Linked DNA regions of Homo sapiens: region 2 is linked to region 1. A link is a loop called in an ENCODE intact Hi-C map of the cell type or tissue named here. Cell type or tissue: PC-9. All regions are shown on one strand. Links, peaks and the distances in the headings refer to the core of each region. The heading gives the core; the rest is flanking DNA. Region 1 has its middle 66 kb from the start of FHL1. Region 2 overlaps MAP7D3 (MAP7 domain containing 3).

What was found. Peaks named below come from ENCODE experiments on the same cell type or tissue, not always from the same donor. Only the 100,000 strongest peaks of a DNase experiment are listed, where the experiment ranks them.
Region 2: a loop joins it to region 1, with 9 times the contacts of the local background. A loop is called at or near these places in 4 of 110 quality-filtered maps.

The regions. Positions count from the first base shown.
Region 1 is chrX:136,128,460-136,133,839 of GRCh38, forward strand. No RefSeq gene overlaps it. Among named protein-coding and RNA genes, the nearest start is that of FHL1, 66 kb to the right of the region's middle. In PC-9, for the core only: no CTCF peak of the experiment used is centred there; DNase peaks (open chromatin) are centred at 2,782 and 3,772; H3K27ac peaks cover 3,579 bases.
Region 2 is chrX:136,211,784-136,217,163 of GRCh38, forward strand. It overlaps MAP7D3 (MAP7 domain containing 3), which reads right to left. Exons shown (of 19, transcript NM_024597.4): 19 at 5,031-5,380. Among named protein-coding and RNA genes, the nearest start is that of FHL1, 17 kb to the left of the region's middle. RefSeq lists a silencer at 2,727-3,021. In PC-9, for the core only: no CTCF peak of the experiment used is centred there; a DNase peak (open chromatin) is centred at 2,978; H3K27ac peaks cover 726 bases.

The DNA of each region.
Region 1 (5,380 bases), core at 94-5,093:
ATCCTAATATATTTTAAAGGTTTTGTTGTATTATGAAGGTAAATTGCACATTATTAATAAACAAAGCATAAAGAGAAGGAAGCTTGAGCTTTGATCAGCCATGATAATATCTTTAATTTATTTTGGTATTCCAAGAAACTGTGCCAGTGCTTGCCACATAGTGAGTCCCAATAAATATGTGTTGAATAAATGACAAATAGTTTCACATCAAGAAGGTGAAGTGAGCATATGCCTAATTCTCCCCACATTATTTCAAACACATAGGAATGATCTAGAAGGTCTTGAAGATATTTAAAAGTACATAACCGTCAACTGTGAGAGGAAAACTGAAAATTGTCACAGTCCAGAACAGAGACAGAAACTAAGAGTGGAGAGCTAGGAGCAGTCTAGGATAGGGCTTCAAGTCCATGGGGGAAATTCCGCCAAACTTGCCCAGTATGTGGTAGGAGGCTGGCACCAGGATCTCTGTGTGAAAGCAAGGTTTACAGCTGTGCTTCCCACCTGGTCTGCCTCCCACTAGGATTGGACCAGAATCTCCTGCTTGTCTGAAGCAGCAGCTGAGGCAGAAAACTCAAGCTAACATAAGACCTATGCCTGGTTTGTGCCATCTGAGTGTGGGCATTGGAACTGCTACATCTTACAGGAAGAAGCCCTGATCTGAGCTTTTGCTAACTCAAGGAGCCAGGACTGGGAGAACCGAGAAACCACCTCCAAGGGGATGGGCATGCAAAAGAAAATTCCCATAGAAAATTAGGTCCCAAACAAAACGATAACATCTATGGGGAAGTTGGGCACCACAAAAAGTGGCCAGAGACCCAATATCTGAGGATATGAAAATAACGGAATAACCTAAAAAGGACTTTCAAGCAAGCATATTTAAAATCTCCAAATTTGGCCAGGCACAGAGGCTCATGCCTGTAATCCCAGCACTTTGGGAGACCGAGGTGGGTGGATCACCTGAGGTCAGGAGTTCGAGACCAGCCTGGACAACATGGTGAAACCCTGTCTCTACTAAAAATACAAACATTAGCTGGGCATGGTGGTGGGCGCCTGTAATCCCAGCTACTCGGGAGGCTGAGGCAGGAGAATTGCTTGAACCCAGGAGGCGGAGGTTGCAGTGAGCCGAGATCATGCCATTGCACTCCAGCCTAGGCGACAAGAGTGAAACTCAATCTCAATAAAAATAAAAATTAAAAAAAACCCTCCAAATTTTAAATTAAAATTCAATTTAATTTAATTTAAATCTTGTGTTTGCAAGTTGTGAAATACTATATATAGTATTCTACCTTTTGTATAAGAAAGTAGCTAATATCTGCAAAATATATTTTGCAGGAAGGATAAGCCAGACATTAAGGAAGTTGATGACCCAAAAGGAATGGGTGGGAATGGGATGTGAAAGAAAGCAATGGCACTTCTCTAAGTATATTTTTGTATATTTTGTCCTTTAATTATGTTAATATTTTACATATTCAAAAATAAAACTGAATATGAGAAAAAATGAAAATGCAATATAAACAAATAACTGCATATCACACTGAAGATGTAATTATGCAGTAGAATAAAAAGAATTCGTCCACTAACTTTTGACACAGCAATCTCATTGTGCACATTCAATAAGATATATTATATAGATAAAAATAATGGCAAAGCAACCTTGAACATGTTAGTGGTTTATTATTGATGTCAACACTGCTGCTGTAGCAATTTGAAGCCATTTTGTGTATCACTGGACTCAGCAAATGAGTAAATAGGCTGAAAAATGCATAAATACACTGGAAGTTGGGATTCTCACTGTGGGAAAGGGGAAATACAAGTTATGTTACAGGGGAGGGAGTGGAAGAACCATGTGATGTTGGACTGGAATATAGCTACTAGTATGAACTCAATTCTATTTATTTATTTATTTGTTTTGAGACTGAGTCTCACTGTGTCACCCAGGCTGGAGTGCAGTGGCATGATCTCTGCTCACTACAACCTCTGCTTCCTGGGTTCAAGCGATTCTCCTGCCTCAGCCTCCCGAGTAGCTGGAATTACAGGTGCATGCCACACGCCTCGCTAAATTTTGTATTTTTAGCAGAGATGGGGTTTTGCCATGTTGGCCAGGCTGGTCTCGAACTCCTGACCTCAAGTTATCTGCCTGGCTCACCCTCCCAAAGTGCTGGGATTACAACCGTGAGCCACCGTGCCCGGCCTCATGATTTTTTTTTTTTTTTTTTTTGAGGCAGAGTCTCGCTGTTTCACCCAGGCTGGAGTGCAATGGCACGATCTCGGCTCACTGCAACCTCTGCCTCCTGGGTTCAAGCGATTCTCCTGCCTCAGCCTCCTGAGTAGCTGGGATTACAGGCACGCACCACCACGCCCAGCTTTTTGTATTCTTTAGTAGAGACGGGGGTTTCACCATGTTGGTCATGTTAGGTTTGAACTCCTGACCTTGTGATCCACCCGACTCGGCCTCCCAAAGTGCTGGAATTACAGGCATGAGCCACCGCGCCTGGCCGGCCTCATGATTTTAAAATGTACTTCTGTCTAGTAAAAGGGCCTAGAATCAATGACATCCCAATGGCAGTGAGCACACAGCACCTAGTTCTTGTACAGTAGTCCTCCCTTATCTGTGGTTTCATTTTTTGTGGTGTCAGTTACCCACAGTCAACCACAGCCCAAAAATATTAAATGGAAAATTCCAGGAATAAACAAACCATAAGCTTTAAATTGTTCTGAGTAGCATGATGAAATCTTGCACAGTCCTGCTTTATCCCTCCCAGGACATGAATCATCCCTTTGTCCAGGATGTTCATGCTGTGGTTACTACCTGCCTGTGCCGGTTATCAGATTGAATGATATAGTTTGTACAGGGTTTGGTACTATCTGTGGTTTCAGGCATCCACTGGAAGTCTTGGAATGTAGCCCCTGAGGATAAGGGAATGTTACCCAAACACCAGGGGTTTGGTCTAGGTACTGCTGCTCACCACACAGAGAACCAATCACTGAGATGATGATTATTGCCAAGGAAGAAGGCTTTAATTGGGTGCTGCAGCTGAGGAAATGAGAGCTCAGTCTCAAATCCATCTCCCAGACCAACAAAAACTAGGGGTTTATACAGCAGGCAAGAAATGTAACAATGAGTAAGAAAACAGAAACTAGGGAGGGGCCAGGAAGCAATCATGATGAATAAGGGGTCCGACATCTCATTGTCTCCAGGTGGTGATGTGGTGAGTTTCAGTTCTTTGATACTTTTTTTTGACAGAGTCTCATTCTGCTACCCAGGCTGGAGTGCAATGGCAGTATCATAGCTCACTGCAGCCTCCACCTCCCAGGCTCAAATTATCCTCCCACCTCAGCCCCCATGGGTAGCTGGGACTACAGGCGTGCATCACCACACCTAGCTTATTGTATTTTAAATAGAAACACGGTTTTTTTTAAGTTTTTCTTTTATTATTATACTTTATGTTTTACGGTACATGTGCACATTGTGCAGGTTAGTTACATATGTATACATGTGCCATGCTGGTGCACTGCACCCACTAACTCGTCATCTAGCATTAGGTATATCTCCCAATGCTATCCCTCCGCCCTCCCCCCACCCCACAACAGTCCCCAGAGTGTGATGTTCCCCTTCCTGTGTCCATGTGATCTCATTGTTCAATTCCCACCTATGAGTGAGAATATGCGGAGAAACACGGTTTTGCTAGGTTGCCCAGGCTGTCTTAAATTCCTCGACTCAAGTGATCTGCCTACCTGGGCCTCCCAAAGTTGATCCTTTTTTTTTTTTTTTTTTTTTTTTGAGAGGCCCGACAGCCCTTTCCTGAGGAAAGAACTCAGATAAACAAATACAAATTTCAAGCTTGGCTGGGCGTGGTGGCTCATGCCTGTAATCTCAGCACTTTGGGAGGTCAAGGTGGGTGGATCACCCGAGGTCAGGAGTTCGAGACCAGCCTGGGCAACATGGTGAAATCCTGTCTCTACTAAAAATACAAAATTAGCTGGGCACAGTGGCAGGTGTCTGTAGTCCCAGCTACTCAGGATGCTGAGGCAGGAGAATCACTCGAACCCGGGAGGCAGAAGTTGCAGTGAGCCAAGATCACGCCACTGCATTCCAGCCTGGGCAAGAAGAGTGAAGCTCTGTCTAAAAAAAAAAAAAGTTTCAAGCTTTGAGACCAGAAGTGTCTGTCAATTTCTCTGTTTATGAAAAAAAAAAAAAGTATCTATGGGGCTATTGGGTTGGTTTCAGGGGGACTACTATATTCTGAATACCACCTGCCTCAGGTGGGGGTCTCTGGAAACAGAAGCTGTGATGGAGTATAAAGTACAAGATGTTTACTAGAGATCAACCAATGTATACCTATGGAAGGACCGAAGGAAGCAGGACTGAGAAGAGAAAGATGAACTGTGTTGCGGACCTCAACCAACCCAGCAGGGCGCTCTGGTACAAGTATTTTGTCCCAATAGAGTGTCCCAAATGGGGCTGAAAAGCCAGGCCTTTTACTTCTGTCTCAATCACTAGACGTAGGTGGCCCCGGAAGGGCATGCACCTAAGTGAAAGTGTTTTGCAGCTGAGGCAGACATTGAAGGAGCAGACAGCTGGAGGCTGCCCGCTGACCACACTCCCGATAGATAGGCAGCAAGCCCTTTCTACTTAAAATTTAATTTAATTTAATTTTATTGTTGTTGTTGTTTAGAGATGGAGTCTCACTAGGTCATCCAGACTGGAGTGCAGTGGCACAATCCTATTTCACTGCAGGCATGACCTCCAGGACTCAAGTGATCCTCCCACCTCAGCTTCCCAAGTGGTTGGGACAATAGGCGTGTACCACCATGCTCAGCTTCAAATTCTTTCTTAAGATGATCTGGGTGGCACATGTTCATGTCTAAAACACTGTTCCCACTCAAAGGAACTAGATCTCCTTAGAGAAGTGGCTGATTCCATGTCCAGGGCAAGGGAAGAACAAAGTGCGTCTGGAACATCTGGTAATGTGAGGAAGCAAGGAATACTCGAAAATCGATAAGACTCATGTTAAAAAGATACAGGAGGCTGAGTGTGGTGGCTCACGCCTATAATCCCAGCACTTTGGGAGACCAAGACAGGTGGATCACTTGAGGCCAGGAGTTCGAGACCAGCCTGGCCAACATAGTGAAACCCTGTCTCTACTAAAAATACAAAAATTAGCCAGGCGTGGTGGCACCCACGTGTAATCCCAGCTACTCTGGAGGCACAAGAATTACTTGAAACAGGGAGGCAGAGGTTGCAGTGAGCCAAGATCGTGCCACTGCTCTCCAGCCTGGGCAACAGAGTGAGACCCTGTCTCAAAAAATAAATAAAATAAATAAGTAAATAAACAAACAAATAAAGATACAGGAGCCAGCTAGAAGGGGCTCCCACTAG
Region 2 (5,380 bases), core at 69-5,068, 83 kb after region 1:
CTGCCAGCTGAATGACACCCTCGCTCCTTCTTGTGGATGTGGCTCACTAAGGAAGCTGCCCATTTGGGCCCATGCACTTCAGTTAGGGGGAACATGCAGGGATGCCGTGGGCAGAGGCAGGGGGTTGGCCTGGCATTGAGGCTCCCCAGTTGCCGCTGCTTCTAGACTAGCACCACACACCAGTGTCTTTTGTTCACCTCTGAGGCTCGTGTTCTTGGGTCATCCAACCTGCCCACACCCATGTGGCCCTTACGGCACAGCACAAGAGGCCCCATGCGACAGGTGTCTGCTGCACTCTCCTGGTGGAAGAGGCTTCAGACCATAAGGGCCCCTCGTCAAAGTACAAGCAGAACTGGGTGGGAGGAGGGGGTGTTAGTCTTAACTGGGCCACATGCTGAGGGTGATAAAAGCAAAGGACAGAAGCCCTTTGGTGCTAACGTTTGCCTTCTGAGAAGGGAACTGAACCTGTCAGCAAGAAACCATGAGCACTTTTAGGAATGTGGCACATCCCCTTGTGTGTGTTTCCTTACAGAAATTAGCCATGAAAACCTTGAAACCAATGAAGTCTGTCCAGTCATGTGGGGCCCCAGGGACAGTGAGGCTGGCTCAGGGGATGGGGAGTGGCTGCCCTCACTGCTCCCAAGGGAGTGGGCTGAGTTCCTGAGGCTGCAGCAAGGAAAGGAGCCCCACGGGGAGAGGGGACAGAAGACAGGCCTGGGATGGAGAGGGGGCCCCATCTGCCTTCACTAAGGGCTTTGGCCCCGGCTTATGCTCTCAATCCATTTCGGCTGAGCCCTGGGCCTTCAGCATCCAGACGCATGCTCTCCTTCCTACCCACGTGCTCTTTCCCATTCCGGAACTCCTCCTCACTGCGACAGTTCCTTTCCCTCCAGTCCTCGGTCCACCCTCCTTCTCAGCCCCTTCCCACCCTAATGCCCCTCCGCATCTGCCCTACATTCTATGGTTTGCACTTCACTCGTTTCCCTCCTCACTCCTGTTATCCCTTTGCCCTTCTAGCCTGCTTGGCCTGCAAAACCTGAGTGGATGGCTTGAGCTCTGTTGAGGAAAAGCACCCTGGCCTAAAATTCCCCGTCCCACTACTCTGCCACTTGGCCCAAAGTCCCAAGACCGCCTCCACCACCTTCCTCACCCGGGAGACTGAGGTCTATCCGGAGTCAGCTTCTAACTATTGCTTGCTTCGTGATGCCTGCCTGCCGTTCACACTTCAGCATCTTGTGAAGCACCTACACGCATCACAGCTGACACGCACCATCACTCCCGTTTCCCAGATGAGAAAACAGGTTAAGAAGCTTGCCTAAGGTCACACAGCTAATAAGTGACAAGCCACACCCTAGACACACCTCTAGCATATCACTCATGACACTAAATTGTCGTAAAAAATAGACACATCACAATAAAACCATCGTGCACAGTGCTCAGTACTTAGAAGGCATTTGTTTGTTGAATATGCGATTTTAAGAGTGACACCCCTAAGGCTCAGGAGAAATGAGGGTAAATTTCCCCTTAACAATTTGTCAGCAGAGAAACATTTTCTCCCTCATAATTAATGGGATCAGAATATCAAGAACCTCTCTGCTTGTGGTTAACAGGGTGGGCTCTGGCACCAGGCTACCAGGGTTCAAATCCTGGCTGCTCTGCCACTTTGTAGTCATGAGACTGTGGGCAAGTTAACCTCTCTGAGCTTGATCCTTCACCTGTGAGACGTAAAATTTCTACTTTGCAGAATCCCATGTGGGAGACATAATGCAGGTGCTTAGTGAGGGGACTGGCACCCAGTAAACACACTAAATGCCAACAAACATTTCATTCCCAGCACCAAAGACACTGCTCTGGTGTCTGTGACATACCCTGCAAGCCTCAAGACACTATGTCCACTCCCAAAGCAGTGTGGGGTGTTAGTTTGAGGGACAAACTTGGGTTTGAATATCAGCTCTGTCTCTTTCCAGCTGTGTGACCTGGAACAAATGCTGCTCTCCACAAATTTCAGTGTCCTCATAGGCATAAATGAATACCCACACCTCATAGAGTTGTTGTGAGCATTGAAAATGCCTGGCTGGGCACGGTGGCTCATGCCTGTAATCCCAGCACTTTGGGAGGCTGAGGCAGGCAGATCACCTGAGGTCAGGAGTTCGAGACCAGCCTGGCCAACATGGTGAAACCCTGTCTCTACTAAAAATACACAAATTAGCCAAGTGTTGTGGTGTGTGCCTGTAGTCCCAGCTACTCAGGAGGCTGAGGCAGATGAACCCCTTAAACCTGGGAGGCAGAGGTTGCAGTGAGTCAAGATCACGCCACTGCATTCCAGCCTGGGCAACAGAGCGAGACTCCATCTCAAAAAAACAAAAAGAAAATGCCTATCAAGTACCTTGCATATTGCACATGTAAACCTAACTGCAATGATTACAATACAGTTGGGGAAATTAGAATCAGATGGGTGCCTAGGACCCATCTGGAAACACTGTAACTGGACTGGTAAGGAGACCAAAGGCAAGGAGGCTGTTTCGGGGCCTGTTTTGACCAACCAGGCCGGCCAGGCACTGGAGGGGTGGGGTCACTGAAAATGACAGGGAATTGCCCCCTGACATGATAAAATGTCATGCACAGTCCGCCTCCACGCTCTGGCTCCTTGGCCATCGCTGCTGTTTTATGCCTCCTGATCCCTCTTGCTCTGGCTCCAAGGAGTTAGAGGTGTTTGAGAACAGTGGAGTCTCAAAACTGAAAAGGCTGCAGAGATTGTAGCACAGCCCCCTCATTTGACAGACAAGGAACAGGGATCAGAGAAGAGCAACAACGTGCACAATGTCACACGTGAGCTAGCAGCCCTCTCAGCTGGGTTCAGGTCTTCAGGGGCCTGTCTGGCATTCTTTATGGTATTTCACACTGCATTCTTGTGGTTTTTAGGGATTGGAGCTGTTAAAAAACTTCATTCCACATGCAGTGTCCACAATGACACAGGCGTAGAAAATGCGCTGATCTGCAGAATCTGCTGGTAGAGGCCAGGGGTCTGTCCCTCCGGGTAGAGGATACCAGGAAGGGAAATGCGAGGCAGCAATGCGTGAGGGGAAAGCTAGGTCAGTGTCCATCACCTTGGCCTTGTAAACAGGAACATCCTGGTAGACAGTTTCAATGGATGGATCAACAGGACCTGGCGCCAGACTTGGCAGTGAAGAGTTTCCAGCTCAGATGAGACACAAGGAGGAATGGGATTTCTGGAATTTGACAGGAATGGGATGTGTCTAGTTCGTGCTGATTTAAAAGTATATAGAATGCTCTAGCATGTTCAGTGGGGAATGGCTACCACCATTCTCATAAGCACCAGACCCCAAAGACTTGGGATAAACAAGGACCTTGCCTTATCAAAAACAAAACCTAGTAAAGCAGAGGTCCCCAACCCTTGGGCCACGGACTGGTGCTGGTCTGTGACCTGTTAGGAACTGGGTCACAGAGCAGGAGGTGAGTGGCAGGAGAGCAAATCTTCATCTGTATTTACTGTGGCTCCCCATCACTTGCATTGTTGCCTGAGCTCGGCCTCCTGTCAGAGCAGTGGTGGCATTAGATTCTCATAGAAGTGAGAACCCTATTGTGAACCACGCATGTGAGGGATCTAGGTTGTGTGCTTCTCATGAGAGTCTAATGTCTGACGGTCTGTCACTGTCTCCCATCACCCCCAGATGGGACCGTCTAGTTGCAGGAAAACAAGCTCAGGGCTCCCACTGATTCTACATTATGGTGAGTTGTATAATTACTTCATTATATATTACAATGTAATAATAGAAATGAAGTGCACAATAAATGTAATGCACTTGAGTCATCCTAAAACCACCACACCATCCCCACCAAAGGTTCATGGAAAATTTGTCTTCCACAAAACCAGTTCCTGGTGCCAAAAAGGTTGGGGACTGCTGGAGTAAAGCATGACTTAAGATTGGAAACTAAACACTCACAGGCAGATCAGAACATTTGTTTTGCCACTCACAGTAACAGTGATGTCATTAAGAGATGAGTATAAAAGAGCACAATTAACTGCCCAGACTTTTCAAAGCAAGAGGGTTTTCCTCATCCAAGGTGAGCACTGAATGTGAGAATTAAAGGGGCAAGGGGAGGAGGGAAAGGGGAGTGACTGCTTAAAGGACACAGATTTTCTTTTCAGGGTGATGAAAATGTTCCAGAACTAGACAGTGGGGATAGCTGCACAGCCTTGTGAATATACACTTTAAAATGGTTACTTTTAGGTTATATGATTTTTATTGGGATTAAAAAAAGCAAGATCAGCACCATAAACCAGGGCAAGAAAGAAAAAACAAAATATTTTTTTTAAAAAAATCAAAAGATACTGCAGTAATAAGCCTCAACTTATACAACAGAACCATCACAGGGAAGAGTAACAAGCACTGAAATAGTTGCAGGAAGACAACCAGAGCTTGAAAACTCACATCTAGGCTGGGTGTGGTGGCTCATGCCTGTAATCCCAGCACTTTTGGAGGCTGAGGCAGGAAGATCACTTGAGGCCAGGAGTGCAAGACCAGCCTAGGCAACATAGCAAGACCCTATCTCTAAAAAAAAAAAAAAAAAAAAAAGAAAAAAAGAGAAGAAGAAAGAAGAAGAAGAAGAAAGAAGAAAGAAGAAAGAAGACGAAGAGAAAAAAAAAAAAGCCAGGTATGGTGCCATGACTGTGGTCCCAGCTACTCAGGAGGCTAAGGTGGGAGGATTGCATGAACCTCAGAGTTTGAGGCTGCAGTGAGCTATGATCGTGCCACTGTACTCCAGCCTTGGCCACAGAGTGAGACCTTGTCTCTAAAACAAACAAACAAACAAAAAAACTCACATCTTTCTATTCCAGAAGTGGAACTCTGCCAAATCACCAACTGGATGAAGAGGGAAATCAGGGGATTTGATCCCTGTTCATTCAATTTGCTGGCTGCCTGTGTTCATAGCTCAGCCAACAATTGGTGTTGCCTTTATACCACCACCAGTACACTTTTTTTAGTATTATAATGAAAAAACCCTTGTTTTATCTCCAAAGTTTATTTTATATAGCACACATTTATATGGAACTGTAACAGTGTTTCAACACAAGACATTTGTGCAGAAAAATAACAGGAACTCTTTTGTTAGGATGATTGTCTCTGTTTTATACATGAAAGAGCTAGTATATAAAAATAGTTTTTAAACCAAAGGTAACCTTCTCTATTCTATATCAAAAGTACAATACTCTGAGTGGCAAAGAACCAGGGAATCTGAAAGAATTACCTCCTTTTACTAATCCAAGACTGGCAGCCAAAAGGAACACTGGCCTGCTTCAGACTATTTACGATTCAACACTGAAAACTCATTAGGAGAATTAATCTGCATTTGAATT